2 separate regions of the Homo sapiens genome follow, and region 1 is linked to region 2. A link is an interaction called in ENCODE POLR2A ChIA-PET data of the cell type or tissue named here. Cell type or tissue: A673. All regions are shown on one strand. Links, peaks and the distances in the headings refer to the core of each region. The heading gives the core; the rest is flanking DNA. Region 1 holds the start of FNIP2 (folliculin interacting protein 2). Region 2 has its middle 320 kb from the start of LINC02233.

Region 1 (15,521 bases), core at 6,121-8,620, 690 kb before region 2:
GATTCATTAGATTCAATGTTAGATTTTGAGGTTTTCTTCCCTGAGAGCTTCTGCTTTTTATTTGTTGTTGTTGCTGTTGTTTGTTTTTAAACAGGGTCTCACTCTGTGACCCAGACTGGAGTGCAGTGGCGCGATCAAGGCTCACTGAAGCCTCAACTTCCCAGGCTCAAGTGATTCTCCCACTTTAGCTCCCCTAGTAGCTGGGACTAAAGGCGCATGCCACCACGCCTAATTTCTTTTTAACTTTCTGTAGAGACACAGTCTCACTATGCTGCCCAGGCTGGTCTTTAACTCCTGGGCTCAAGGAATCCTCCCACCTCGGCCTCCCAGAGTGCTGGGATTACAGGTGTGAACCACTGTGCCTGGCTGGTTCTAACTGCTTATAAGGATGGTTATTTCATTATTTTTATTCTTTCTTAGACTCTCACTTTTTCCAAAAATGTAAATTTCCCTTTAAAAAATATAATAAAACTCTATCTTGCAAGTCCCACATAGGGTCCACTGGACCCTTTCATAACTTAACAGGATCTTGGTGATTCTGATTTCCTCTAGCTCCAGAAATTTTGCTATATCACTATCCTAGGGATTATTTCAACATTTTTCAGCAATTCCCAACTGTACAAGACAAGACAAAAATAGTTAAGGTGGGTGCTATAACAGAAGCACTGGGGACAAAAGTGAAATAAATCATCGCTATTAGATGATTCTTCCTTTATCTTATTGTAATGCCCAAAACACTGTATCATCTTTTAAGAGGGTAGAAAAAAAATCTGGAGATATTATTTTAATAGTATTTGTTGTTTTTTTTAAAGCTTTCGTTGATAAATATTCAGAATTTTTCATTTTTTCCCATAACGGCAAAGAGAAGAAAATTGATGAAAATATTTCTAATAATTAGAAAAAGCAGATGTCTAATGCAAAAAGACAGAGGACTCTATACTTTAAAGATGATGGTGAAATTTTATTTATTTAATTTTATTTTAGAGACAGGATCTTGCTCTGTTGCCCAGACTGGAGTACAGTGGTGTGATCATAGCTCACTGCTTCCTCGAACTCCTGGGTTCAAGTGATTCTCCTGCCTCAGCCTCTTAAGTAGGTAGGACTACGGGTATATACCACCATGCCCAGCTATTTTTTTTTTTACTTTTTGTGGAGAGAGGGTCTCATGCTGTTGCCCAGACTGGTCTTAAACTCCTGGGCTCAAGCAATCCTCTCACCTAGGCCTCCCAAAGTGCTGGGATTTATCGGTGTGAGCCATCGTGGCTGGCCTGAAACATGTAAGTGAAATCTCAGATTATGAGTCTTTAGATAATGATATCCTAGATACATTTTCTCAAACTCAAGAACTGACAATTCAACAACATATACCTAAGGATAAAAAGGAAATAGGGTATTCTCATCCAGTTTGACATTTAATAGGAATTACTTCCTTATTCAATACTTTGCAACAAGAACCTGAGCCATCCTAAAAAAGTGTGATATCTTGTCATCTTTCATGGTGTTGTGCATCCAATATACTTCATATAGTTTATAAGATAACAAATGATAAAGGCAGATGTATATATACAAAGGTGAAGGGAAGGAAATCTATAAGGAAGAGATGAAAAAATTCATTGGATTGCTAATTCTACTTGGTGTTTATAAATCTAAAAATGAAAATATTTTGCAACTAAGAAACAAAGAAAATAACTACTGTCTCTTCAACAAAATGATGAGCCATCAAAGTTTTCAAAAGCACTGCTTTTTGTTTATTCAAGTGCAAGCAGCACAAAGGTAATGATAAGTTAGAATCGTTAGAGATGTATTTGATTCTGGGTGTGGTGGCTCACACCTGTAATCTCAGCACTTTGGGAAGCTGAGGCAGGTGGATCACTTGAGGTCAGGAGTTCAAGACCAGCCTGGCCAACATGGTGAAACTCTGTCTCTACTAAAAATACAAAAAATTAGCCGGGCGTGGTGGTGGGTATCTGTAGTCCCAGCTACTCTGGATGGTTAGGCATGAGAATTGCTTGCACCCAGGAGGCGGAGGTTACAGTGAGGCAAGACTGCGCCACTGTACTCCAGCCTGGGTGACAGAGTGAGACTCTGTCTCAAAAAAAAAAAAATGTATTTGAAGCCTGGAATCAATATTTATAAGATGATTGTGTTCCTGGTTCATATATGCTAATTGATAAGTAGTCAGTTACGTTCAAAGAACACTGTCCATTTAGGGTAAATAATCCTTCAAATGCAGGAAAATATAGAATAAAAAACGGGTTTGCTGTACTGAAATTAAAAATTTTTTAAAGAATTATTTTTCACTATTCCTTTAGTCTTAGCTCTGTAAATAATTTGCAAAATCACTTAACAGTATGAAAAAACAGAACAGGACCATTGGTGACAAGTATTTTCTCTGGCATATTGAGAGATAAACAGATTGGCATTATGTGTCTCACATAACAAGCAATAAAGAGGACAGAAAACACGAACCTGCCTCAGCCTCTTATAGACTGGTCTATAAGAAAATAGAAATATTATCTCACCTAATGGAGAGTGTCAGGTTAGGGCAGAGGGATTGTGGCTCAATAATGCCATCAAGGACCCAGCTCGCTTCTATGTCTCTTTGCCATCTCCAGTCCTGGTTTCATCTTTAGGCTTGTAGCAAGATGGCATTAGACCTAGACATATAACATCCAAAGGAAGAAAAAAACCCACCTATCTCTCTCTCTCTCTCTTTCTATTAAGAGTGAGGAAACTTTTTCCAGAATTACTCCTTTTCCTCCAGCTCCTTTCTCTCTTGCCTCCTGTTAGGAATAAGGGTAACAGGTATTACATAGGCTACAAACGGTATCAATGACAGTCTAATTGCAGAAGCAGAACTAAAACAACTTACATAATATCCACTAATTGAGAACTGTCACCAGGACTCAGAATGGACCGGACTAAGTAAGTCAGCCCTTTACAACTTCCCCTTTCCCATTTTAGTGTTGTTCTGTCATCTCCAAGCATTCAGGATATTGTCTTATTCCCTGCTCCTCTTGACAGCTGCGTACAAGAACAGCCAGCTGGTATATTTTCCAAGATAGGGTGAGTGGGAAGAGGTGAATAAAGGAGATGTATGGAACTGGGCGATGGGCCACGTGACCAGTGTTGGAGACTGAGATTATGACAAGCCTCAGGGACCAGGCAATGACCAATGGATGATGGGCAAAAGATTGGATTTTTGTAGCGGCCTTGAGTAGCCAATAAAATAAAATAAAAATAAAAAACAAGAAGACTGGGAGAGCTGGCTAGAGCTGTCTCCCAGAACTTTTTTGGCTAGGATTTTTGTATACTTTAAAAATCCAAAGGAGGAGGTGTGGCCAGAACCAGGATGAGGAAGAATGTGATGCTGAGAGGAAGCACAGGGAGAAAGAGGGGAGAAGGGAAGCATTTTGGTTCCTTTTGTCTCCTTTAACTGAAGTCCTGGCTTTAATAGTTTAAAATACACACTCTTCCTTTATAGTTGCCTAGTCAAAACCAAAATTGAAGATGATGGCTAGAGCAGGTTATGATTTTTTAATTGCCTCTTTTGGATGATCTTGTCTATTTGGACTGGGTTGGAACTGAAAGAGTCCTAGGAAGTGAGGAATGAGGCACAATATGTCAAATTCCTCTTCTATATGCAGTTACAAAAGCTGCTAGGCTCATGAGGAACATGCAGATTTTAGTCTGGAGAATAAAGGACATTTTCTGACCAAGGATGGAGTAAGGAAAGGTGGTGAGTTGCTGGCCACAGTATGACCTGGGACTGTATCTGAAAGTCACAACGTATAAAGCCAATACCTTCTATATAGCATCCTGACCAACACTGGCAGCCCTATGAGGTAAAGGCCTTCAGCAAACAGAAATAGCAAAGTTGCAAATTAGGGTTCTGTGTACACTCAATTGTGCAAAAGGATGATTGCTCATCAGGATAAACACTTAATCCACCATTTTAACAGTAAAAGTCCGAAGGAAACAAATGACTAAGTTTCCATTTCTACCACCTTTCTCTTACCTTTGTGAAATTTCAGCACATTATTCACAGCTAGTTCCCAACCAAGTCCAGAAACTAACACAATTAAAAAAAGAAAATGCAAAGTAAAATAGGCCCAGAATAGGTTCTTTTGATTACTTATGTTTTTGGAAATATATTTTCCTTTTTGAGTCTCCAAGAGTCCTCCTCTCAACAAGTGTAAGAGAGCCCAGGTGAGTCACTGTTCACTACTCATGGAGAAGCTAGAAGAGGCATGGTTGGGGTCTTACTAACTTTATCTCTATTTCCCATCATCGGAAAAATTCGTGAAGCCCAACGCTCTAAAACATAGATTAAGAAGTTGCTTTGAGTCTGGTAACGTGTCCTACACTGGCTGTTTAGAGCCCTGCACCACCAAGGATTAAATTCCAAAGGGGACTGGGGTGGGACAGGGCAGGAAAGCGGACTCAAACACATGAACTCCTCCCTTCCTCAAACCAAATATCTGCTGCTGATATGCCTTGATTGACTGTTAAATATGTATTAGGAAAAACAATCCCTTGCTATAAAATATCTTAAGTTTCTAAATCTATGTAGTGAGTTCTGTGTGTGTGTGTGTGTGTGTGTGTGTGTGTGTGTGTGTATGTTTTAAAGGGGGGACTTAATATTTCAAATGCAACTTCTTATATAACCATGGTATGGTGGCCCAAGACGCCAAACAGAACAAATGATTTGGATAAACAGTTTAAATTTTGTGAAAGCCTGGAGGAATCGAATTTGGACATGGAGGAAACCTGACAAAACCTTGGGTGCTATGTGATTCAAATCACAGCCCACCGAAGCGGCCACCGCGCGTACCAAGCCTTCCCCCCTAGCATACGCCTTCTGTGAACGGGCTCTTGTACCTGAACAAAGCGAGGACCCAAGTTCAGGGGCTTTGTCTCTAAAGAACAAAGATCGGCCTAGCTGCATGCTCGCTGTGCGAAAGAACCCAGGCTCCGTGGGAACCCCACGCCACTCGCGGAGCTGCGCCCCGGCGGCCGCCCTCGCCCCTCGGGCCCCTTTAAGTGCCGCGCCTGCCCCCGTCCGCGTCCCCCGCGTGCCCGGAGTACTGGGCCGCCCGCCCGCTCCTGGCCGCACCTCCCACCTCCCGCCTCCCGCCGGGGTTACGTGAGCCCGGGGCGGGCGGCCGCCGGGCCAATGGCCGCCGCCGGGGCCGCCGCGCTCCTCCCGCGCCGCCGCCGCCGCCGTGGGGCTGCGGGCTCCTCCCGCAGGAGATAACTGTCAGCGCGCGAGGCGGTGGCGGGCCGGCTCAGTCATATGACCGGCAGCCGGCGGCTCCGGCGCCGAGCAGAGTTACTCAGTCGCAGCGGCCCCGCGCTCCCGCAAGGCTGGGCGGCCGCGCCGCCGCGATGGCCCCGCCACCGCGGCCGCCGCCCCCGGCTGCGCGCTGAGCCGCCGGCCCCCCGAGCGCCACGGCCGGAGCTGCGGCGGCGGCATCATGGCCCCGACCCTGCTCCAGAAGCTCTTCAACAAAAGGGGCAGCAGCGGCAGCTCCGCGGCGGCGTCTGCCCAGGGCAGGGCTCCTAAGGAAGGACCCGCCTTTAGGTGAGGGGGCGCCGGGGGGCAATTCTGGCGCGGGACCCGAGTTGGCTTCGGTGCTCGCCGGGGAGGGGACGGGTAGGGGAAAGGGAAGGGACTGTCCAGGACGGCGCTGCCTATCGCCGGCACCTGGTCCCGGGCTTGTCAGCGTGGACGCGCCTGATCCGAGTGTGGCTCCGGACCCTCCGTGACCCTTCCTCCCGCTCTTTCTCCACAACTCAGGGTCCTTCCCCATTTCAGAGTTCTCTTGTGTTCCTTGGGGTTCCCGGGCGTGCGCTGTGCTTGGCTGTGGCGACCGGAGATTCTCCGGTTATTGGGGTGAACCCCTTCCGGGCAGAGCCGCCTGGGCACCTCTGCGGGCCCAGCAAAGCTGTGAGCTGTCATTTTGAGGGCAGCTCCAACCTATTGTGTACGTGACAGTGTTTTGAAGTTCTGAAGGAGCAACAGTCACGAAAAAGGCATCTTTCTTCTTTCTTGCCATATATGACAAGCTCTCAAACGGATGAATGAAAGTATGTAATTTCCACATCATGTGGAAGGTTGATGCCGCATGATGTGTGGAAAGGGGGAGTAAGATGCAATTATGAAATTTCCGAGATTTCAATTGATCAAAGCTGATATGTATATTTAATAGATTTGATCTCTCGAACACATACCTTTGAATATTGATAGCATTTATGGAGAGCTTACTACCTAAAATGCTTTATGTTGATTTCTGTCGTTTACTTTTCTGACAATGCGGTGAGGTGGGTGCTATTATAATTCCCATTTTACAGGTGAGGAAACTTAAAGTCACAGATAACTTAGGCGGCTTGCCCAAAATCCAGCTGTCAGTGGTAGAGCCTGTGTTTTGACCCAAGCAGTTTGACCACAGATTCCAGTCTTTAAAATCCCTATGCTATTCTGATTTCAAGGGCTAACTTTTAAAAGACGCCTTAAAATGTCCTATATTGCCTTTGAGCACAGGTATGTTGAGAAGTTTATTTAACAATTTTTCAACACATTTTAAAATTGAGCACCAACTCCCAATTCTGACACTATGCTAGGTGCTTTTTGGCCAAAATGTCTTGCAAAAACAGTTCACTGTTAAACAGATCTAGACCCAGTATAATAAACCTTTAAAAGTTTCAAGTGAAACTTTGAAATAAATTCTGGATTAAGTTTTATGTTCTAGATTTTGCTTTTCTTGAATTCCATCATTTAAAACAGTCTCTCACTGTGGTCATGTGAAAATTAAACGTGTGTGTGTGTGTGCACGCGCGCTCATGGAAGGCATATTGTGAGGACCTTAAACTCCCCAAGTTAAATTCTCATGTTTTCTTTAGGCTAACAAGCCTTATAATTTGAGTGGGAATTCTATGCCTTTTGTTAGGCTGAGTATTAGTGATGCCATGTACCTTCTCAGAATGGTAGAATTACTTCGGACCTAAGGTGTGTAATTTCGTCCCTTCCCTCCCTGTAACCCAGACTCCATCAGGGGTACAAAGCCTGGAGCGGAAGGAGCATGTTACAGGTGTCTGTACTTTGACAGCTCTTGCCAAGGACATTTAAAGCCATTTGAATGCAGGAGGAGATAGTGGCGGTTACTTGTCATTGTTTTCTGTGCTCCTTGCCTAATTGCCTACCACCATTTCCGCTATCCACAAGTTTAACTGAGTGTATTTGAACAAAAAAAATATGGCTATATTTAGGGTTTTGGGCCATATTAGGGAAATTGATTCCCACTTCATGGGAACATTTTCAGTAGTGTTCTGACTTCTCATTTGTGTATAATGAAGAACAGAAAATCGTGCCAAGTACGGTCTTTTTTTTGACCTCATTGGGATTTTCTACAAGAATTTGAGATCGATGTTTTTGGAGAATTTGGGGATCCCAGTTGAACATCCTACTTGATGAGGGCCCCCTTCAATAGTGTCCCTGATAGAGGTCACCATGGAAAAGAAAGTAAAGTAGCAGATGTGAGCAAGGATGCTGGACGATGGGAACAAACCATCCTGTGCTCACCAGACTGACAAAGGAGACCCCAAGCAAGTCTTTCCTTTTGCTCTTTTCACCTGGCTTAATTCTAAGATGCTGTGTAGCTGGCCTGGGAAAAGCTTCCAGGAAAATTTTTCTCTCTACCTAAAAAATTGTGAACCTGTGTTTCATTTTACCCAGATTTTGCCAAATAGGAGTTGGTATGTACTTTGAGGGGAACAAGGTGCCTTATTGCAGGGCATTAGCTGCCCTTGGGAACTACCTTGTAGTTAAATAGAGTTTTAGAAGTGAAGCTAAAACCCTTAGATTAAAAATCGAGTATTCCTAACATGAATTTGTATTCTTTAGTGCATTTAAGTACAGGATGTAACTTGTTTATCTGGAGATTGAAAATTCACTGAGGATTCAGGTAGACTTTTGGGGCAGTTTTGTAGTGTATATGGGGGAGAATCTAAGATCCAACTTTTTGTTTGTTTGTTTTAGAGTTTGTATATCTTCTGTTTCCATGATGGACTTTCACTGGTTATTTTAAACTTCTCTTCTCAGAATTGTTTTGCCCTTGTTGTTAGTCTTTTTACTCTTGTGCACTTCCTAGTCCCTTCGCTGGGCTTATGACTGTTCTCATTCCTCCAGTTTTTACACACTTGATTAGAGAGGAAATCTGTTGTCCAATATAACTAGTTTATCTCACAGGTCATTTTCAGGACTTCATGTTTCCTGGCATTTCATCTAAAAACAGGATCATCATAGTCAAGATTTCTTCTGGAGTATTTCCTTTAGGATCTTGACAGAAAGCCCTTTTCATAGCTTTGAGGAAACAGGTTGCTAGGAAAACAAAAGGAATCACGATTGACCAAACTTACATGTTTGGGAGAAGTAGTCAGGAATGCTATATGATTATGGCATTTACATTTGAATAATGCTTCGTACCAGAAAAATAAATTAGGACAAAAAAAATGATGTGTACAGTGACTCAAGTCAGAAATAGAATTATGTTCTTGGTTACCTTGGATTTAAGGCCAGGATGTTTTCAAGCCACGCTATGTCCAGTGACTTACATGTGTGGTTCACGTTTGAAGCATTATCTTAAGGTTGTTCTTGTTGTTGTTGTTTTTTTCTCCATGTCTTTTGTAAATTAATGGAGCAGTTTCAAACCCCTAAAATGTGTATTTAGCAGGGAGGTGAAAAGACCTTGGGCTACCAGATGTTCTTTTATTTTGGAGCAGTTAAATGAAGTAGGGAAGCATATATATTATCTGGGATATGAAGAACAAGTGAAGGCATTGCAGCTGCTTGTTAGCTAGCTGTGTGAATGCCAGAGAAGAGTATACCTAAGGCCAAATGGCCTAGTAAGTGCTGATCCCCACTGTTTTGTTAGAACAAATTTAATCTGTTATAGAGTTAGTATAAGTATAATTTAATCCACTTATCACATAGCATCTGATGCCTCTGTGCTTGTGGCTTGGCGCTCTACCTGTATAAATCCAGGCAGGACACCCACGGTCTCACCTACTGGAGTTTACAATCTAAAGGACAACAGATTATACACTAAGATGAATAAAGAGCAGACAACACATTGGAAACTATAACAAACAGATAAACACTGATAAAGAGTAGATTTTTATATAAGCACAGAATTAAGAACTTACTTGCTGTTCTTGTGCTTGGAGTGACTAAGGGCCGGATTGTGATTTACTCTTCCCTCACATGGAGGGAAATTACACAGAAGTGCTTCCTCCGCTCCCACTAATAAGTCTCCAGATGCAAGTATTTCTAATGAGATTTGTTCTGAGGTAGGGTGGATAATATTTTGGAAAAAAACAGTTTTGTTCTAGTACACTCAACATTTTTAATGCCAATAATATAAAACATGACATATAAATAGCAGTTTTGATTTCTTTTGACTACTTTCTAAAAGAAAGTCTTTCTGTAGATTTTTCTTGCTTGCTGCCTTGGATCTATTGGCACACTCCTTACATCATATCTCCTTGTCCTGAAAGATACTATGCACTGGTTAGTGATTTTTTCAGAGGTGAAGAAGGGAACCCTTCCTTTGAATGCAGTGAGTTCTATTAAGAGCACTTGGAACACAGATTGAGGAAGCCATTGATTTAGCCCTGCCTCATGTACCATGTTGATGGGAGACCCAACAAGACTCCATTTCTCTGATCCTCAGCTTTGTCATTTGTAAAGTGACAGCATCAGACCTATGTAACAAAGTTGTGGTAAGGAAGTAATGAGCTTGAAAATCTTTTGAAAAGAATAACATGCAATACAAACTGATTTTAAGTATTACTAAGCATCTTTTTTTAGGTCATGGAGTTCAGTATTATTCCTGTTGAGGCTTTACGAAAATGGAACCATTTTTCAGAGGCTGTTTTCTTTCTGTAGATGAGAGTTGAGACAGTGCTGAATTGAACTGTTTTCACTTGCATATTAGTTTTTTAACCTTGATGTAGTCATTCATGAAACAGAGACCTTAAGTTTTCAGAGGGGTCTTAAAGATGTTCAGCGGACACTCACTCAAACCTGGTAGAGGTGACGGGGTGTCAGAAAGATTCTTAGAAATATGGTGTGTTTGTTTTTTCAAAGTTATTTGCAAGTTTTTATTATTAAGAATAAAATTGCATTTAGCCAAAAAAGGAAATTGGTTAAGCAAAATGATATAGTCACACAATGGATGACATTCTATAGCATCCAAATCATAATTTTATACACAGACACACAAAACAAAAGAAAAATGTTCTCAATAGAAGAAGTAAAAGCAACTCTAATAGCCTGACTTCACCACTGTGCAATCTATGCATGTAACAAAATTACACTTATACCCCATAAATTTATATAAATTTTAAAAAGTAAAAGCAAGTTATAAATTTATGTGAAAAACATTTAAAAATAGGAGCGATTATGCATGTGCAGAATAGGCCAGCAACACTCTACACCAACATATTATAACAGTGGTTGCCAAGAGGTAGGTGAAAATTTTATTTTAATTTTTTGTGTTTTATTCTTGTTGGTATTTTTGGATTTTGCTCTAATGAATTTGTGTTACTTTTGTGATTTGGATTATTTTAAACCTAAATATTCTAGATTATTTAACTATTAGATTATTTAACTATTTAAGATAACTTAAATAGCATTTAGCATATTCTACACTGTGAGGGAATAGAGTAAGGATAATGTTTATGGAGAAATCTGATTTGAATAAATTTCATAGAATCTTTCTTCTTCATCAAAATAACTGTTAGCTCCTATTATTAAAAGTAATATGTTTGTTATGAGGTTTAATGTATTTAAAATCTAAACTCATTATAAACCTCAGAGGCTAAGTTAATTGGCAGTGTCAATAATGATAGGAGATATGTATGTGCAAAATGTTTACTAGTTTGACAGGGTCGCTACTTCACCTGAGCTTCAGAGCCCAGTGTAGTCTTCCTGGGGGCTCAGAGTACAGTTAGGAGCTGCATGCAGCTCAAGCTTTATTTGAAATATGTTTAGAAAAGACTGACACAGCCCTTTGGATTTTGAGGGAATGTGGATAAGAGGCCTGGATTAGATGTTTTAAAAGCTAAAACATGTAGTTATAATTTTAAGTCCTGAAATTTGAATTTGTTGTATTATGCATTATTATTTGATTTAGTAGGTGGTACTAAGAGATGGACGGAGGCATGTGGTCTTTTAATGCATGGAGTATATAGCTCCAAAAAGAGCATTGGTTTTTGTTGTTGCTTTAGGTTGTGTTTCTCGTGGTTTGCCTGTAAGGTCAGCCTAAGGAAGCTACTTTGCCGTTGTGTTTCCTTGGAAAAGGAAGCTGTAAAAGATTGTCCTTGCCGTCATGAAATACTTTGGCTGCCAGCATGAACTCCTGGTGTGTGAATCTGATTTGGGAACTGGTAATGTGCTTTATTTCTCCAGCCACTGTTTTTCTTGGTGTGGGTGAAAAGGAACAAATGTTTTGTACTGATTGTACAAGCCCCTTGCTTAGTGTGAATTGTTAGGCCTGGACTATGAGATCATATACTTGGCTGTAAAAGTAAGTCTTTCCTTTGGATGTAAGAGTGCTGAAATATTTGGTGAGTTCCTACTTACCAAGCATTCTTTATCTCAGATTTATGAAAAATGATTATTATGTAAAAAAAGGAAAAACAGGATGGACTTTTCCAGCTAACTGGGCATGTAACAGTGATTTCCCTCAACCCCACCCCATCTGTAAATGGAACATCCATGACTCACTACTCATGGCCACACAGACACTTTTGTAACCAGTGCTTGAATGGGAGGGTGGGATGGGGATGGAAGGAGATGGGCTGGCACCCCACTTGTGTTCAGCCAGAATCTGTCCAGCTGCCTTTATAATGGACTTCTGAAAAGGACAATGTGCCTTCTCATGCATCATGCTACATATTTTTTTTTCCTTATTGCACTTTCTGTTTGTGCCAGAATAATACAATATATTAAGTGCAATAAAATGTAGCCATTAATACTATAATGTTGTGGATAAATGTTGTATAGCAGAGTACTCTTTCTGTTATATAAGATTTTAGTATTAGCATGAGTTTGGATCCCCGATTATCATATTTCTGTCTCCTGAACTGTGTGCCTTCATTTCTAGGAATTATTTTTCTAGTTATTTGTCCCTGTAAACTTGTTTAATTTGTAGATTATACTTTAGAATTTGTGTCCATCATAGTGCTATAAGAGATTTATATATTGGTTTATGAAGATGATTTTATTACCACACCTAAGACTTTTTAATCATAAATAAGAGATTTCTGTATTTGATATATATCTTTAAATAAATGATTGGTGTTTGGTTATGTGCTGATGTCTAATTGAAAATGACAACCAATTCATGCAGGGTGTCTAAGTGAGAATGAACACTGAGGCAGTAGGAATTCATCCCAAAAGCTGAGGGGGGCTAATTAAGAACCTACATATCTGGTGGGGACCTCAGCCTGATTCCCAGTAAGGATAGTTGCATGTTGTCATAGCAACTCTTTCTTCACAAGTTGAAGACAAGTTAGACGTTAACCTGCACATTCCTCAAGAGATGAAACAGGTGTTGATTTAGGATGTGTTAGGAAGCAGCAGCAAATTCACCAGTTCAATTGATTCTGGCTTTAACACCTTATAAATACTTCAGACTGCCAACTCTCTCTCTGATATGCCTGGAAAATTGGACATTTTTTGTCTTATAGTCAAAACCTTTGGGGTTATGGGGGGAAAAGTATGTTATCATTCATTTCTTCATTAGCTATCCTCATTTACTCAAGTTCTTTTATAAAATATGATTTAAAGATAGTTACAAAAATACCTTTTAAATTCAATGCCACAAAGTCTTTTAAAGCATACATTTGAAATAACTGTAAATGAAACAAGAAAACGTACATGTGATAGTTACAGCATGGCTGTGAGAGTTCGTCTAAATCCTAGCCTTGCCATTGTGTCTCTGCTTTTAATGCAGTGCTTGGCAGGAAGTTGGCGTTTAATAAATACCTGTTGAATGAATGAATGAATTCAAGAGTTTTGAACACTGATGATCCTTAAAGAGTCTCTAGTATTCCAGAATCTGATCTCTTGAAATATTTCTTGATGTTTCTAGCATGCGTTGTGACATTTTAGAAAATGAATCTTGTTACAGACAACTCAAAGAAATTTCCTCCTTTTTGTCAATATTAGTGAATTATTTTCCTGGTATCAAAATGATAGGGTAAAAGTGCTCTAACAGTTGATTGACCTGCACCCCCACCTCCCTAAAAAAACCTTTAAGAAGACACTTGCCTAAGTAATATATCAGAGATCCAGTTATGAAATCCCACAGCTGTCAGAAATGACCTACTGAAAAATGATTTAAATATTTATGAAGCTATGAAATTGTTAGCTGTGGGTTGATGATGTAGAACTCTTCTCTATATACTTTTCAGATTCATTTGAATTCTTGTATGGCTTGGTAAAACTGAAATACATTATGGAATGAAATGAGCAAATTGGTTCTCTCAAATTTAAGATAATAGTACACTTAATTGTGAAAACAATATTGATATTCTGAACCCTGCGAAGACTATATTTGCATGTTAAATGAAGTAAGCACTTTAGAAAAAAGATGGAATCATCTCTGCTTTCCATGTATGATTTTTCCATTTGAGAAACTAATTTAGAAATGGATTTGCGAATCTGACATGTTCTTTAAAAAGAATGTGCCAGACTAACATATCATTAATGGTGGCCTACCCTGTGTGAGGAGGTGAGCCATGAGTAAACATTTTCTCCAAGCATATCAGGCAATGACTGTTTGCTTTAGAATGGTACATTGAGTAAGTTAGTTGCTAGGGCAGAAGGGGGCGGCCGGAACTACTGGCCCTGCCCTACCCAGAGGGCAGAGATGGACCCCTGGTAGCCACTTGGTGCTGAGTGCACAGGCTCCACGGAAGACCATGTGGACGCTGGTAACTGGCCCTGCAGTGGGGTTGCCATATATTGCTTAGTGCCATGTGTACCTGAGAAATTGCTTATACATGAAATTATGATTTTATTTTAAGATTTTTTCAAACATATCTGGTTAAAAGTTCATATAAAATATGTTGAAATGTAAGCCTTTTCACACCCCAATCCCCCTTCCCAAAGGCTACCATTGCTGTACCAGTTTCTTTCGTATCCTTTTGGAAATACTCTATGCAAATACAGGAAAAAAAATTCTTTCCCTCAGACAGAGTGGTAGTTGCTGCCTACACTGTTCATCATTTTGCTAAAAGTTGCTTTGTATTCCTTTGAATAAATTCATGTATAACACTTAACCCAGTAGTTCTCAAGTCTGGTCAGACACTAAAGTCACCTAGAGAGCTTTAAATGTCCAGACTGCTTCTCAGAGATCTTGATTTAATAGATCTGGGCTGGGGCTTTATGTTTGTCTTCATGAAACTCTCCTTGGGTAATTTGCATATGCAGCCAAGCACACTACAATAGTCTTCCCTTATCTGAGGTTTCACTTTCTGCTGTCAACCTCAGTCTGACAATATTAAATCAAAAATTCAAGAAATGGAGCAACTCTGGGTGCACTGCCTGTGAGTTAGCTCTGCTCTGCAAGGAGCAGTACCATTTAAAAAAGAAGAAAGAAGATTCCAGAAATAAACAATTCCTAAGTTTTGAATTGCACACCATTCTGAGTAGCACAATGGAATCTCCACTGTCACTTCATCTTATCATATAGGCATTTGTCATCTCACATCATCTCAAGGAGAAGGAGGGTGACTATAGTATGATGAGATATTTCCTGAGAAAGAGATCACGTTCGCATAACTATGATTATAGTATATTATAATTGTTCTATTTTTATTATTAGTTATTGTTGTTAATCTCTTACTGTGCCTAATTTATAAATTAAACTTTATCATAGGTATGTATGGGAAAAAACATAGTATATACAGGGTTTGGCATTAAGCACTGTTTCAGGCATCCACTGGAAGTCTTGAAAGGTATCGCCTGTGGATAAGAGGGCACTACTGTAATTTTACCAGTCCTCTACTGATGGAGTATTTACTTTCAGGCTTTATTGTTAGAAATGGTGAACTTCCTGGTTGAAAGATTCTTATGCCATAAGCTCAAGTATATTTCCAGGATGAGAACCCAGGTTGGAATTTCTGCCAAACCGCACTCCAGAGAGGTTGCACCTGTTTATACGCCTACTAACAGCATATGATAGCGGCTGTTTAGTGGAGATGATTTAAAGTACCCTGAAGAAATAGCAGTGGTAGGGTGGTGGGGAAACTTGGACCCTAGCTCATTCTTAGTAGTTGTTGATCACTTGTCTAGTTCAACATGTGTGCAGATTGTTAAACTCTTTTACAGCTCAATTTGGCTGTGCTTTCCAGACTTAAAAATGCTCATACTTTTTTGACTCAGTAACTTAAGAGAAAAAACTTTTGTGCATGAAAATGTTTAAAAAAACAAATGTTTGTGCACAAAGATG
Region 2 (15,521 bases), core at 7,664-10,163:
CTTTGTAGATTCTGGATATTAGCCCTTTGTCAGATGAGTAGATTGCAAAAATTTTCTCCCATTCTGTAGGTTGCCTCTTCACTCTGATGGTAGTTTCTTTTGCTGTGCAGGAGCTCTTTAGTTTAATTAGATCCCATTTATCAATTTTTGCTTTTGTTGCCATTGCTTTTGGTGTTTTAGACATGAAGTCCTTGCCCATGCCTATGTCCTGAATGGTATTGCCTAGGTTTTCTTCTAGGGTTTTTATGGTTTTAGGTCTAACATTTAAGTCTTTAATCCATCTTGAATTAATTTTTGTATAAGGTGTAAGGAAGTGATCCAGTTTCAGCTTTCTCCATATGGCTAGCCAGTTTTGCCAGCACCATTTATTAAATAGGGAATCCTTTCCCCATTTCTTGTTTTTGTCAGGTTTGTCAAAGATCAGATGGTTGTAGATGTGTGGTATTATTTCTGAGGCCTCTGTTCTGTTCCATTGGTTTATATCTCTGTTTTGGTACCAGTACCATGCTGTTTTGGTTACTGTAGCCTTGTATAGTTTGAAGTCAGGTAGCATGAAGCCTCCAGCTTTGTTCTTTTGGCTTAGGATTGACTTGGCAATGCAGGCTCTTTTTTGGTTCCATTTGAACTTTAAAGTAGTTTTTTCCAATTCTGTGAAGAAAGTCCTTGGTAGCTTGATGGGGATAGCATTGAATCTATAAATTACCTTGGGCAGTATGGCCATTTTCATGATATTAATTCTTCCTAGCCATGAGCATGGAATGTTCTTCCATTTGTTTGTATCCTCTTTTATTTCATTGAGCACACAATTACTTTTAAAAAATAAATTTAGCCTAAGTGTACAGTGTTTATAATAAAGTCTACAGTAATATACGGTCATGTCCTAGATATTCACATTCACTCACCACTAACTCACTGACTCACCCAGAGAAACTTTCAGTCCTACACATGCCATTCATGGTACTTGACTATACAGGTAACTGTTTAAAAAATCTTTTGTTTTTCAAGATGGGGTCTTGCTATGTTGCCCAGGCTGGAGTATAGTAACTATAGGCATAATCATAGCACATTGCAGCCTCAAACTACTGGCCTCAAGCGATCCCACCATATCAGTCTTCCAAATAGCTGGGACTACAGGCGTGCATCACTGTGTCTGGCTGATTTTAAGAATCTTTTATACCATACCATATTTCTATCATGCTTTTTTCAAATTTTTTATTTGAAGTTCAGGGGTACATGTGTAGGATGTGCAGGTTTGTTACACAGGTAAATGTATGCCATTGTGGTTTACTGCACGGATCATCCCATCACCTAGGTATTAAGCCCAGCATCCATTAGCTGTTCTTTCTGATGCTCTTCCCTCCTCCCACTCCCCACCCTCTGACAGGCCCCAGTGTGTGTTGCTCCCCCTTTGTGTGTCCATGTGTTCTCGTCATTTAGCTCCCACTTACAAGTGAGAACGTGAGGTATTTGATTTTCTGTTCGTGCATTAGTTTGCTGAGCATAATGACCTCCAGCCCCGTCCATGTCCCTGCAAAGGACATGATCTTGTTCCTTTCTGTGACTGCATAGTATTCCATGCTGTATATTATCATACCTTTTCTATATTTGGATATGTTTAGATACACAAATGCTTGCCATTGTGTTCTAATTGCCTACAGTATTTAATACAGTAACATGCTGTACATGTTTATAACCTAGGAGTATTGCTCCTAGGCACACCAATGGCTATATCACGTAGCCTAGGTGTGTAGTAGACTATACCATCTAGGTTTGCCTGAGTACCTGCGGTTAGGTTCACACAATGACAAAATTGCCTAACAACTCATTTCTCAGAATGTGTCCCTGTCATTAAGTGATGCATGACTGTATATATACACAACAGAATACTATTTAGGCATTAAAAAAATAATATTGTGTCATTTAGGGCAATATAAATGAACCTGGAGGACATGATGTAAAGTGAAATAAGCAGGCATAGAAAGAGAAATACTGCACGGTCTCACTCACATGTGAAATCTAAAGAAGTTGATCTCATAGATGTAGGAAGTGTAATAGTGCTTACCAGAGGCTTGGTGCTGGTGGTGGTGTCGTTTGGGGGGTGGGGGCATGCGGGGAGGGAAGATAGGGAGAGATTGGTCAAGAGGTACCAAATTACAATTAGATAGAATGAATAATCTGTGGTGTTCTATTGCTTGGTAGGGGGACTATGATTAACAATATTGTATTGTATTTATCAAATTAAAGAAAAGAATTCCCTTAGGGGCTTCTAGTTCTATGAAGCAGCGGCCCATCACATCTGCTGAGGTTGTGGGAGACAGCAGTCTGAAGAAAGTGGAGAAAATTGGTAATAGTTTTGAGGAGGATGTGCAGGAGTGTTGGCTAAGGACATAATGATGTAAGCGCCACATAGTAGGCACTGAGTAAAAACACATGAAGTATGAGTGCATAAGAATGATAGTTGACCATTAATGGGATACCATGAGTTTATGGCGGCACCAATATTCTTTTTTTTTTTTTTGAGGTGGAGTTTCGTTCTTGTTGCCCAGGCTGGAGTGTAATGGCATGATCTCGGCTCACTGCAACCTCCGCCCTCCGGTTTCAAGCAATTCTCCTGCCTCAGCCCCCTGAGTAGGTGGGATTATAGGCATGCACCACCACACCCGGCTAATTTTGTATTTTTAGTAGAGATGGAGTTTCTCCATGTTGGTCAGGCTGGTGTCGAACTCCTGACCTCAGGTGATCTGCTCACCTCGGCCTCCCAAAGTGCTGGGATTACAGGTGTGAGCCACTGCGTCCGGCGGTGGTACCAATGTTCCTATGTGAATGATCTTACTTGAGGATAGCTTGGAAAAGGCAGAGAATTTGGATTTTGGTAGGTTGGAGTGAAGGAAGGAGAATGGCTATTTGGGTTGTTTAAGTGATGGATCATAAAATCTATAATGGTAAGGTAAAAACTAAAGACGAAGTTGCTGACAGAAAGTGGTAGAATTGCTGTATAGAAGGTACTGACAAGGGGAATTAGTATGTGGACATAAGTTGGAAGGACTGAAGGCTGTTTGGAGGGTGAGAAATTCCACTTGTATTATTTCTGAAGAATGAGCTGTTCCTGGTGAGTAAGGTCTAGGTTGTAGCCATTACTGTACTGGAATGGGGGCAAAGAACTCTGAGATGAAACAGTCTAAATCTGGGAATTGAGGTGCCAGTTTATTTGATGTTCCATCACAGGGATGTATAGGTCTCTCATATATCTCCCCACTCTTTGAAATCCCTGCCCTCCACCCCTTCCTGCCTCTTCTTCAACCTTCCAGGGTCTCTATAACTATCTGCACTCAGAATTGACAGCAAGTGTCAGGAGCTGAAGGGAAATCATGAATAGCTAATAAACATAAACCATTATTCTTTTTTAAAAACTTATAGTTTCAAGAGTACATGTGCTGGTTTGTTATAAAATAATTTGCATGATATGGCATTATTCTTTTTTTTTTTTTTTTGAGATGGAGTGTCTCTCTGTCGCCAGGCTGGAGTGAAATGGCATGATCTCCACTCACTGCAGCCTCTGTCTCCTAGGTTCAAGTGATTCTCCTGCCTCAGTCTCCTGAGTAGCTGGGATTACAGGTGTCCACCACCACCCCTGGCTAATTTTTGTATTTTTAGTAGAGATGGGTTTTCGCCATGTTGGCCAGGCTGGTCTTGAACTCCTGACCTTGTGATCTGCCTGCCTCAGCCTCCCAAAGTGCTGGGATTACAGGCATGAGCCACTGCACCAGGCCTGATATGGCATTATTCTTAACTTTACTAGTAGTGATGAAAATGAGAATGAAAGCCAAAATGAAAAACCATTTCACACCCATTATACTGGCAAAAATTAAAAACATCTGAGAGCCAGGTTCAGTGGCATGAGTCTGTAATCCCATCTTTTTGGGGGTGCTGAGGCAGGAGGATGGCTTGAGCACAGGAGTTGGAGACTAGCCTGGGCAATGTAGTGAGACCCCATCTTAAAAGAAAAAAAAATCTGAGAATATCAAGTATTGTGAGCTTGTGGAACAGTATCTCTTCTATTCTGCTGTGGGAGTTCACATTAGCATCATCGATCACTCCTAAGTATATATCCTAGCGAAACCCTTACATGTTTCTCTAAACATCTAATGGGATGTTTAGGATTGTTTTTTGTGGCATTATTTGCACTAGGAATAAAATGGTAATATCCTAAATATCATTTCAAGTGTACTTGCTGCCATCTTTCTATTGGGGTCAAAAAAAATCTTTTTCTTATTGAAAAATTTAGAAGCACTTTATTCTGGATACAAATAATTACAGGTGTAGTATAATTTTAGTCCATACAGTATGGAATTAAAGGAATGCTATAAATTCATCGAAAAAGAATTAACTAAAACTACCTGTATCAATATGAATAAATTTCACAAAAAAGACACAACAAGGTACAGAGGAATACGTTCAGTATGATACCATATGAAGTTTAAAAACTTGCAAAACAGAGCCGGGCATAGTTGCTCACGCCTGTAATCCCAGCACTTTGGAAGGCCGAGTCGGGCGGATCACAAGGTCAGGAGATCGAGACCATCCTGGCTAACACGGTGAAACCCCGTCTCTACTAAAAATACAAAAAATTAGCCGGGCATGGTGGTGGGCGCCTGTAGTCCAGCTACTCGGGAGGCTGAGGCAGGAGAATGGCGTGAACCTGGGAGGCGGAGCTTGCAGTGAGCTGAGATTGCTCCACTGCACTCCAGCCTGGGCGACAAAGTGAAACTGTCTCAAAACAACAACAACAACAAAAACAAAACAAGCAAAACAGGCCGGGCACGGTAGCTTACACCTGTAATCTCAGCACTCTGGGAGGCCGAGGCGGGCGGATCACTTGAGGTCAGGAGTTTGAGGCCAGCTTGGCCAACGTGGCGAAAGCCCGTCTCTGGTAAATAAAATAAAATAAAATAAAATAAAATAAGCCAGTGTGGTGGGCGCCTGTAATCCCAGCTATTTGGGAGGCTGAGGCAGGAGAATCGCTTGAACCTGGGAGGCAGAGGTTGCAGTGAGCCGAGATTGCTCCACTGCACTCCAGCCTGGGTGACAGAGTGAGACCCCGTCTCAACAGCAGCAGTGGCAACACCACCACTCATGCAAAACAATAACATTTTAAAGGCATTTATACCTTTATAATAAAAAGTATTAAAAAGGCATGGAGATGAGAAATACTGATGTTGGTGTTTATCTGTGAGGTGGAGGAAGGCTGATGTGTTGGAAAGGACACCCAGGAGGTTTATGCTGTGCTGTTGGTCATGTCTTACTTCTTAAGCTAGGTGAGGATATATCGGTGTTTCCTTTCATTCTTTCTACTTTATTTGTATCTATTACATGTTGATTTAAAAATAAAATATTTGTATCTCAAACATATATAAATAAGGTAAACATTATTTCTCTTTCCAATTGCTCCTTTAGTAATTATGTCTCCCCCCCTCCCCCCGCCCCCCAGCTTTTCTCATTCCTATGGCTCACACTCTCCCTCTACTGGTAGCTCCTGCAACCACAGATTACTTCCTTCCTTGTTTTAACATGTCCTTGTTTTTAATTGAAGTGATGAACAGAAAGACTTTACCTTTGTCCCTGTGTTGTTTGTCATCTAGACTTTTCATTCAAAGACCAGTTTTCAAAGTAAAGTGCTAAATATATTATAAAAACCATTGAAGGGGTTCCATCTCCCTTATGAACGAAACAATTTAAAACTGGCTTTGCTTGGTTACTGTAATAACCAGGGAGACTCTGGGTGGGGGCGTGGGCTGCAGTGGAGTTTAGTTTCATTTTGGAAAATGGATATTTAAGAGGAGGGTACTTTGGAGAAATATTTGAGAAAGGATATAAGACATTGTGCATTTATATGCTTATTTGTATTAAAATGAATTTGACAATAATCAATTTACTTTGCTTGAGTCCTTAACCTAATTTTTTTCTAATGATATTTAAGCCTGTTCTTTGGCCTCATTTTTCCTGTCATTGTAGACAATAAATGTCCATCAATATTTGCATATTGTTCTTTTACATGGTGAAATTATTTTTTAGTTTCCTATTTCTTGCTTCTCTGAGCGAAGTTCCTATCAACTATGTTGATCATCATTTCTATTTCCAGTGCTTATACATTATTATATATTATTTATTGCACTTGCCTTAACTGTTTTCCAGGTGAGTTAGCTTTTTTTTAATGAAGCAAAGCAAATACACAGCTATTTATTTCACTAAGATATTTTTAATTTATCTTTCTTTTCCCAAGTACCACAATATAGCTCGTTACATTTTAAAACTGAAGCTCTAATATTCTGAATATGATTTATGCTATAAATATTTAAAAATGTATACTAAGCAAAGTTTATCCCAGAAGAAACCAATCTGTTCCAGATGTCCGATTGCTGGTCTCCCTTGCTGCTTGCCAGTTATCTTGCTGTTTGCTTCTGTGGGTCTTCCTCTGTCACTTCAGAATCTGTTGAGAGTTTTTATTCATTCTAGAGCCCTTGAGAGGAAAGCACTGGGTTGACAGCAGAACATTTTTTTCCTTCAATTGCGGTGACTTTTTCTCTTCTCCTGAAAATGAGTAATATTATATATATCTTGGGAATATATATATATATATATGGAATTTTGACATTTGATATGTGATGTGAAAAGTTGTTTATAAAAACAAGTCAAGTTTGAGAAAACAGGAAAAATTGAGAAGGAAATGCCCAATGAGTTAACTGGAATAAGAAGTTTGTGGAAACAGGAATGAATATCAGAGAGAGGGCTGTGAAAGAGGGAGGCTTCCAGTGTCTACATTATGTCATATTTAAGCAACTGATGTAAAAATATTTTGGGTAATTTTTCTTTTGGCAATTTTTCTTTTTTAATCATTTGCAAAATGACATTTAAGAAAAGAAATAAACAGGCCGGGCATGGTGGCTCACGCCTGTAATCCCAGCACTTTGGGAGGGCTGAGGCGGGCGGATCATGAGGTCAGGAGTTCGAGACCAGCCTGGCCAATATGGTGAAACCCCGTCTCTACTGAAAAATACATATTAGCCAGGTGTGGTGGCACACGCCTGTAGTCCCAGCTATTTGGTAGGCTGAGGCAGGAGAATTGCTTGAACCCGGGAGGTGGAGGTTGCATTGAGCGAGGGCGCCACTGTACTCCAGCCTGGGTGACAGAGTGAGACTCCATCTCAAAAAAATAAAAAATAAAAATAAAAAAGGAAAAAAGAATAAACAGAGAGAAAAAATAAACAAAAGCAATATTCCAAGGTCCAGGTACGTTTCCTGTTAATATTGGAGGGAAGAAGTAAAACAAGAGGCAATGAAGACCATCAGATCTAGGAGATGAGCATGGGATGTGAACACCTGGAGCCAAGTGTGTTGGTGATGTTGATGGATCAGAGACCTTGTCCTCTCTACTGACCCTTCTGCAGAAATTGGGGCAACTGGACAACGTGTCACCTTTCCCATTCAACCATGATCTGCCGCTACCCTTCACCTAAAAGTGGTCTTTTAGTCTTCACAATACTCTTACAGAAAAACAAAATGATCCCTCCCCTTACCTCAGGTATTTTCCTTATTTCTGACCTACCTAACTTCTCATCCTTCAGCTCTCACCTTCAACATCTCTCTCACAGAAGACTCATCAATTCTTCTTACACCCCAATCTAGATCAGGCCCATAGGCCAGAATGGCTCAGCATCTTCGGTATTTTTCCTGATAGTGCTACTGGCTGTTTGAATCTGCATGTTTATTGATTGTAAGCTCCACAGAGGAAAAGCCCATGTCAGCGTGGCTTCCTGCTGTATTCCTCACCTAGTACTATACCTGGAGCATTGCAGTGGTCAATAATATGTTGAATAAATGAAGAGTAGCTGCATCCATGAGTGTCGAACAGTTCATACGTGTGTTAGTTACATATTTCACCACTTCAAGTGCCCCATTTAAAATTCTCATCTGAAACCATTCTGCAATTATATCAATTTCTTCTTTTTTTTTTCTTTTTTTCTTTTTTTTCTTGAGACAGAGTCTCACTCTGTTGCCCAGGCTGGAGTGCAATGACGTGATCTCAGCTCACTGCAACCTCTGCTTCCTGGGTTCAAGCGATTCTCCTGCCTCAGCCTCCTGTGTAGCTGGGACTACAGGTGTGTGTCACTACACCCGGCTAATTTTTTGTATTTTTAGTAGAGATGGTGTTTCACCACGTTGGTCAGGCTGGTCTCGATCTCCTGACCTTGTGATCCGCCCGCCTCGGCCTCCCAAAGTGCTGGGATTACAGGTGTGAGCCACTGCGCCTGACCCATTATGCTTTCTAAAAGAGAAACATACTGCCTGTCCTCAGTCAATGATGTATGCTTCATGGTTGGTGTATATCAAAGGCTTTCCTAGGAATCTAAAATACGACATTGGGATAGAAGGCATTGTGCTGAGAGTGTTATCAATACAGTAATTCCTGCAATAGATACTTGCTGACAGGCCCATCTTTTAAAACCATCCCTTTCATTCTATTGTTTCTCTACTGAGGAACATACAATGGTTTCCTCATGGGCAACCATATTAAATCATACGATTGCAAAGTGGGAGCCTGGATGAACTTCCCAGTTGCCTTACTTCTTTCTTTTAATAAATAAAGGGTTCCATACCCAAAGAGGTCCAGTCATTATAAACTTCTTAAAGCAGAGTTGTGGCCATGTCATTTCCTTACTGGAGGCTTCAGCCATGCATGCTCAGTTTTTTATGATCTGCCTTTATGACTTTTCTCTTATTTTATTCCCTTTACTACACTCTTTGCTCTAGCCTTGTGATATGGTTTTGATGTTTGTCCCCTCCAAGTCTCATGTTGCAATGTGATTCCCAGTGTTGGCTGTGGGGCTGGTGGGAGGTGTATGGATCACAGGGGTGGATCCCTCATGAATGGCTTAGTGCCACCCCCTTGGTGATGAGTGAGTTCTTGCTCTGAGTTCACACAAGCTTTGGTTGTTTTGAAAGTGGGTGGCACCTCCCCCTTGCTCTCTTGCCCCTGCTCTTGCTATGTGACGTGCCTGTTCCCATTTTGCCTCCGCTATGATTGGAAGCTTCCCAAGACCCTCACCAGAAGCATAGGACAAGTTACTAAACCTCTCCAATTCTGTAAAGTAATGCCTATTTACAACAATCTCACTGAGTTTCACCTATGAATAGCAAATGTGAAAATGTCTTGGAAATCCTGTGTGAGGTGTAAGTTCTACACAATTATCAGTTTTTATTATTAGGAGGGAGTGAATACCCTCAAATATTTGTGTCATTCTCAGGCTAGCCCATGGTAGCTTTAATGGTTGTAATCTGATCAAGGCTGGCTTTGGAATGGGAGGTAGAAAGAGAAGTGAGTGAAGTTCGTGTCCCCACTCACCTACTTTATAATATTAGGTTGGTGCAAAAGTAATTGCCATTACTTTTAATGGCAAAGCTGCAATTACTTTTGCACCAACCTAATAGAAATGTGCCTTTATTTTTGTATCTTATCACTATTGGAACAAATCTCTTGTGTGCTATTAAATCTATCAAGTAACCCACCTTATAAAATAAAATACTTAAGTGTTTTTGCAAATTTAACACATAGGAGCTTTCTCCCATAAGCAACTCTTTGCTGTGTAATGATACTCGATTTTATCCTGAAGCAGTAATTCTTAATCTTCACTGAATATTAGAGTCACTTGGGGAGCTTTAAAAAATCCCAGTGCCCAGACTGTACCCCAGGCCAGTTTAATTAGAATCTCTAGTAATTCCAGTGAGCGTCTAATATTAAGCATCAATACACTAAAAGACTTATCCTGGTCATTACATTTTTGGTCTCTGTCCCCCCTAAGGAGTCTTTTTTGGGGGGTGGCTATTTACTTTAAATACATACTTTGGTCTTTTTGCTTCATGTGTTATTGAAAATAACGTCAGGATCTTACCTAACATTTTGTCCCAAGAATCATACTGTCCAAGGCTTTTACAAGACTGATCTGTGAGTATAGTATATTCTTTCAGAAATGCCCTACTTTGAAGATGACACTTTGATTCAAAGTGTTTGCCCTGACTCTTCTTGACATTTTTCTTTCAGTTCGGCATTGCACTTCTCCTTCCTTTAACTGCAAGATCAGTCCTTTTTGGAAATTGGCTGCCTGGGTGACATTAGTTTTCTTTACTTTTCAAGAATCTTGTGTTTATTTTGTTTCCTCTGAACAGTGTTCAGAGGCCTCCAGTCCTCTTGGATGAAATCCAAACCTATATTCTTATATAGCACTAGCTCCCATAGCCAGTCCTCCAGTCCATAACTCTCCTCTTGAGAGCCAAGTCCTGAGAATAGCATCTTTTCTCTGAAGCATGTGAGTCATAGTTTTTCACTGGGATCAATAACTCCTCTCTGTCTTCTGGAAATTGTGACTTCATTCAAGTCCCTAAATTGTGGTAGTCATCACAATTAGATATTTATCCAGTACCAGAATCTCCAGAATGTTTTTCTTAGAGTTACTGTTTCTGTCATGGATTCCACTGAGAGTCTCTATGAGGCTAAGCCCCATTTTGAAATGAAATGAATCTTGTGGCTGTTGATATCTTTCTCCTTTCTAGATAGTTTCTGATTTCCTCATTGCATCCATATTACGTGTATAAGCCATGCTAGGATTTTCAGGCAATAATTGACATGAGTTTTTTGTTTTTTTATTCTCCAGCATCTCTTTCCCTTTCCACTAGCACTCCAGGAAATTACATTTGTCCCATGGGACTCGAAAAGGTGGGTTTATAATCAAGTGCCTGTCCTCCCATAACAAAGGGGCAGGGATATGACCCAAGCTGGGCACATTAGATGCTCCTGAGCTTAATCTTGGACAGAAGATAAGAGTGTAAAACCAGGTGGAATTTATTTATCCCAATGCTGCTGTCTGCCCAGGCTATGATAAAATTATATTATGCTTGCTTCCTTAATTCTGGGGACACCATGGTTCCTACCAAACTGGAGCCTAGTTCTCAGTCTTCTTGTTAATGTTAATGTTATTATTATTTTATTATTACCAATTTTTTTTGAGACAGAGTTTCCCTCTGTTATCCAGGCTGGAGTGCAGTGGCACTATCTCAGCTCACTGTAACCTCCGCCTCCCTGGTTCAAGCAATTCTCCTGCCTCAGCCTCCCAAGTAGCTGGGATTTCAAGCACCCACCACCATGACCAGCTAATTTTTTTGTATTTTTAGTAGAGATGGGATTTCACCATGTTGGCCAGGCTGGTCTCGAACTCCTGACCTCAGGTGATTCACCCGCCTTGGCCTCCCAAAGTGCTGTGATTACAGGCATGAGCCACCATGCCTGGCCAGTCTTCTTGTTAATTCTGAAAGTTGCCAGATATCTTTCTGACTACCTTTTTTTTTTTTTTTTTGCCTTCGACTACCCAGAATTAATTTTTCTTGGTTGCAACCCAAGATGAGAGCTAGAATAGATGCAGATTCTGATGCACACCCCTATGGGCCTCAGGAACATGCTTTTCCCTCATTCTCCTTACTGAGAATCATCTCTCAACAGCCAAAATCAGCAGGATAGACTGGGTAACCTTGTTTACACTATTTCCCTGCACTATCTGTCATGGAGTAACAAGGAGAACCAAAGCTACTCATCTTTAACCTAAGTACTGAAGGAGTCAGATACATCATTAGGTAGACAAGCTAGCAAGGAGAATAAGAGCATGTGTACATGGTGAGAGACTGGGTTTGGGTCCTGGCCTCACATTTGCTAGGTGAGCGATGTTGGACACTCCATTTCTTTGTACAAGAGGACAACAAAACTCTTCTCATGGAATTGTTATCTAAATTAAATGACGGGATTGTAAGATGCTTGGGACTGGCCTGGCGTGTAGTAAGTGCTGTGTAATAATAGCTATTATTATTATTAGAATTCTAGAAATAATGGTAATGTCCATCTTTTTCATAGAAAAATTACTCTATTATCTATGACAGTAGAAAGGAGGAAAAAGAGCAATTAGTTGGGCCAAAGGGTGGTTCATTTGGCCTTATAAGGTTTTCTTCCAATAGAGCACATGGGAAGCCTCATAATTCCCAGCCTTGATCTTGATCTTCTGTTAGAACTTGGAAAATGAATTCAACAGTGATTTTTCCTGGCAAGCAGTGACACTTCTATGGATTTGCTATGATAATATGGTGAATCTCAGGTGTAGAGTTCTAGTGCTCCTGGAAAACTGGCTTGTGGTGCTTAAGAGATTGGTTGTGAGGCTGTTATCTGACTGGGTGGATTTCTCCATAGCTGGTCCACTGCCTTCTGTCATTCTGATGGATTCCTATCAAAACAATCCCTGGAACTTCATAGCTTACAATGAACCACCATCATGTCCTCTTGGTCAAAAGGTCACCTAGTCACTTTAGTCAGCCTAAAGAGTCACTGATGCTTGTTATATTCCTTCCCATACTACCTGAGGTATGTGATTCAAGCAAATGACCATACTTATTAATAATAATAATTGCAATAGCATGTGCCAGGGTAGCTTCTAACATTTATTCAGTACTTACCATGTGTCAGGCTCTGAGCAATATTGCTTTCAATCATTATGGATTCCTATAAATGGGTATTATTAATGTCCTTAGTCCTCAAATGAGAAAACAGTGGAGCAGAGAAATGAACTTTCTAAGGTAATACAATATGTCTGAGCACAGCTGGGATTTGGACCATAGCCTTCTGGACTCAGAAACCTGTGTCCTTAGCCAATCTGAAGGTTTGCTGGAAGGAGTGGGGGCATAGTCTTTCTAATCATGTCAGGGAGGTGGAGTCTAGGTTTACCACCTTTCAGGAAACTTTGTGAAGCTGTTATTTCTGACCTTTCATAATAAAAGTGTTGCAAGGATTTGGAAAGGCCCTTATGTTCTTTGGGAAGTGCTTGTTTAATTTTTATGATGAAAATTTTTGCTTTCCTTTTTCATCTGCTCCATAGCCTCTCTGCTAAACATAGTACCAATTATTGCTCTTTCTAGATTTAGAAATAGATTGTTTGAAGCTGGGCTTTGTGTCAAGTGTTCCCCAGTAAAATTATAATTTACCTCAGAAACCTTATCTCATTGCTATGTGACTGTTTTCCTTAAGGTGGGAAGTACTGACACAGTAGAACACTAGGGGTCAGAGCGTCTCAGACCAAGTCAGTGCTTGCTTACAAACCAGGGGCGACCTGGGGAAATCTCTTCTAGCTTTAGTTTTCTCATTTGTAAAATTAAATTATTTCTAAGATCTCATGTTCAAATGCTTGTGTCATTAATTTCCAAGTCCAAGTGGGGGACAAATGATAGGATCTAGAACAATGTAATAAATAGTTAAGAGCCTAAGGTATAGAGTCTATCTGCCAGGGTTTGAACCTTGGCTCTACCAATTACTGACCTCTAACTTTTAGTCAGCTACTGTTGTAAAATGGATTTTCCAGAAGCAGACACTGAGTAGTTTGGTGCAGGATAGTTAGGGATAAATACAAATAAAAGGAAGGAGAAGGAAGCAAGATTGTAAAGAGAGTGAAACTGAACTGTGATGTAGGCCTGACAAAGCCTTGGCCAATCCTATGGAGAACTCTGGAGCTTATGCACCTGTCAGATCTGTCCCATGGTTTAGGCCTTTAAACCCTTTTGTGATTCATTACTTTATCAAGTAATAAAGCTTCACATCAAGCCTTATTACTTGATAAAGGCTTCCCTGGAAAGGCTATACCCTTGAGCAAGGTGGTTCTCTGCAGCCAAGGAAAGAGCTGGAAGAACAAGTCATTTCTTGAAGGAGAATTTGGTGGTGCATTTCCACTACAGCTACATGACCCTTTCATGTCTCAGTTTCCTTGTTAACCAAGATGTCATAACAATAGAGTTTACATCTAAGGGTATTGTGACAACTAAATGGATTATTATATAGAAAGTGCCTTGAACAGCAGAGAGGGATACAGAAAGCTCTTGATATCTATTACTGATGATGATGATAATAATTATAATGCTGTAGAATTTTAAAGCTGTCAGGGGAGTTAGAGATAATGTCATTCAGTGGTTCTCAAATTTCAGCATGTATCAGAATCACTTGGAGGGCTTGTTAAAACACAGGTTGCTAGACTGTATCCCTAGAGTTTTTGACTCAGTAGGTTTTGGATGGAGCTTGAGAAGTTTTACTTCTAGTTCATAGAGTCTTTCTTCTGCTTGATCAAGTCTTCTACTGATGCTTTCTATTGCATTTTTCATTTCATTTGTTGCATTTTTCAACTCTGAGATTTCTGTTTGATTTTGATTTTTATTACTTCAATCTTTGTTAAATTTCTCTGATAAATTTCTAAGTTGTTTCTCTGTGTTTCCTTATAGTTCATTGAGTTTCCTTAAATATAGCTATTTTAATTTTCTTGTCTGACAGATCACACACCTCCATTCCTTTAGGGTTAGTCATTGTTACCTTATTTTTCCCCTTTGGTAAGGTCATATTTTCCTGCTTATTTTTGATTCTCGTTGACATGTGCTGATGTCTATGCATTGAATAATTAGTATTTATTCCAGTCTTCACAGTCTGGCTTTGTTTGTGCCTGTCCTTCTTCAGTAGGCCTGCCCAGAAGTTCTAAGCAGGCTGATTTGTGTTCCCTAAGCTCATTACTGCTACAGCTATTTCAGCCTTAGTGAGCACCAGAAGACCAGGTTTGCTGTGAGTCTCACAAGGGCTTCAAGGTTGGAGTGGTGACCCAGTCCAGAAGACTTGTGGAAGACCCAAGTAGGGTACCTAGGCTGTGTGGGAAAGCTGGCCAAGCTTGGAAACTCCCGACTGTCCCGAAGGCCCAGATAGGTGCACTGCCAGCAGTTCCCTGAACAGGTAGGACAATCTTCAGCCTGCAAGAGGGGTTCAAGCTGAGACTTGGCTCCTTCAGAATCTGCTGTGGGATGGAAGATGGTGACCCTTCCTCAGTGGCTCAGACAGGCTCACATCTACCAGCAGTTCCCTGCCTAGGTGGGATAGTCCCTTGACTGCAGCAAGAGGGGGCAAAACTGAGACTGGTCCCCTTCAGGATCTGCTGTGGGATGGAGGCTGGCAAGCCTGTCAGGGAGTCTCAGTCAGGTGAGTAACTCCCAGGCTGTGACATATGGGCAAGTCTTCCTCTAGGTTCTTGTGTGAGCAGTACTAATCTGGGACTACAGCTGAGAAGGGCTAGAAGCTGAACCACAGGGCAACTTTCAGGTCCATTGCCAAGATCAATGTCAGTGAGCAGATGAGCCTCTCTGCCAAGATACTAACATGGGATTGTTCACAGACTCCTTGGCAGATGGTTTTGGTAAAGCTGAAGGCCAGGTGGGGCTACAGCCAAACACTTTGGGTAACAGGGGTTTCTGGGCTTGAACCCGGGAGCATAACCAGCAGGTCTGCCACCTGAGTGTGAGTTTGCGTTCTCAAAACACCCTCCCAGGTCTTAGGCTTCAGTGGGGTTCCACAGCCTCCTATCTGAACCCCAAGGCTCCCACAAAGAAACTTTTGTCTATGGATGGATGCA

Evidence for each region. ChIA-PET counts read pairs that join two places held together with the same protein. Peaks named below come from ENCODE experiments on the same cell type or tissue, not always from the same donor. Only the 100,000 strongest peaks of a DNase experiment are listed, where the experiment ranks them.
Region 1: POLR2A ChIA-PET joins it to region 2 with 15 read pairs; 2 of 35 experiments call an interaction of 5 or more read pairs at or near these places.

What each region holds. Positions count from the first base shown.
Region 1 is chr4:158,763,736-158,779,256 of GRCh38, forward strand. FNIP2 (folliculin interacting protein 2) reads left to right here and starts at 5,291. Exons shown (of 17, transcript NM_020840.3): 1 at 5,291-5,584. The coding sequence starts at 5,478. RefSeq lists a silencer at 5,032-5,241 and an enhancer at 5,199-5,936. In A673, for the core only: no CTCF peak of the experiment used is centred there; no DNase peak of the experiment used is centred there; H3K4me3 peaks cover 121 bases; H3K27me3 peaks cover 721 bases.
Region 2 is chr4:159,450,288-159,465,808 of GRCh38, forward strand. No RefSeq gene overlaps it. Among named protein-coding and RNA genes, the nearest start is that of LINC02233, 320 kb to the right of the region's middle. In A673, for the core only: no CTCF peak of the experiment used is centred there; no DNase peak of the experiment used is centred there.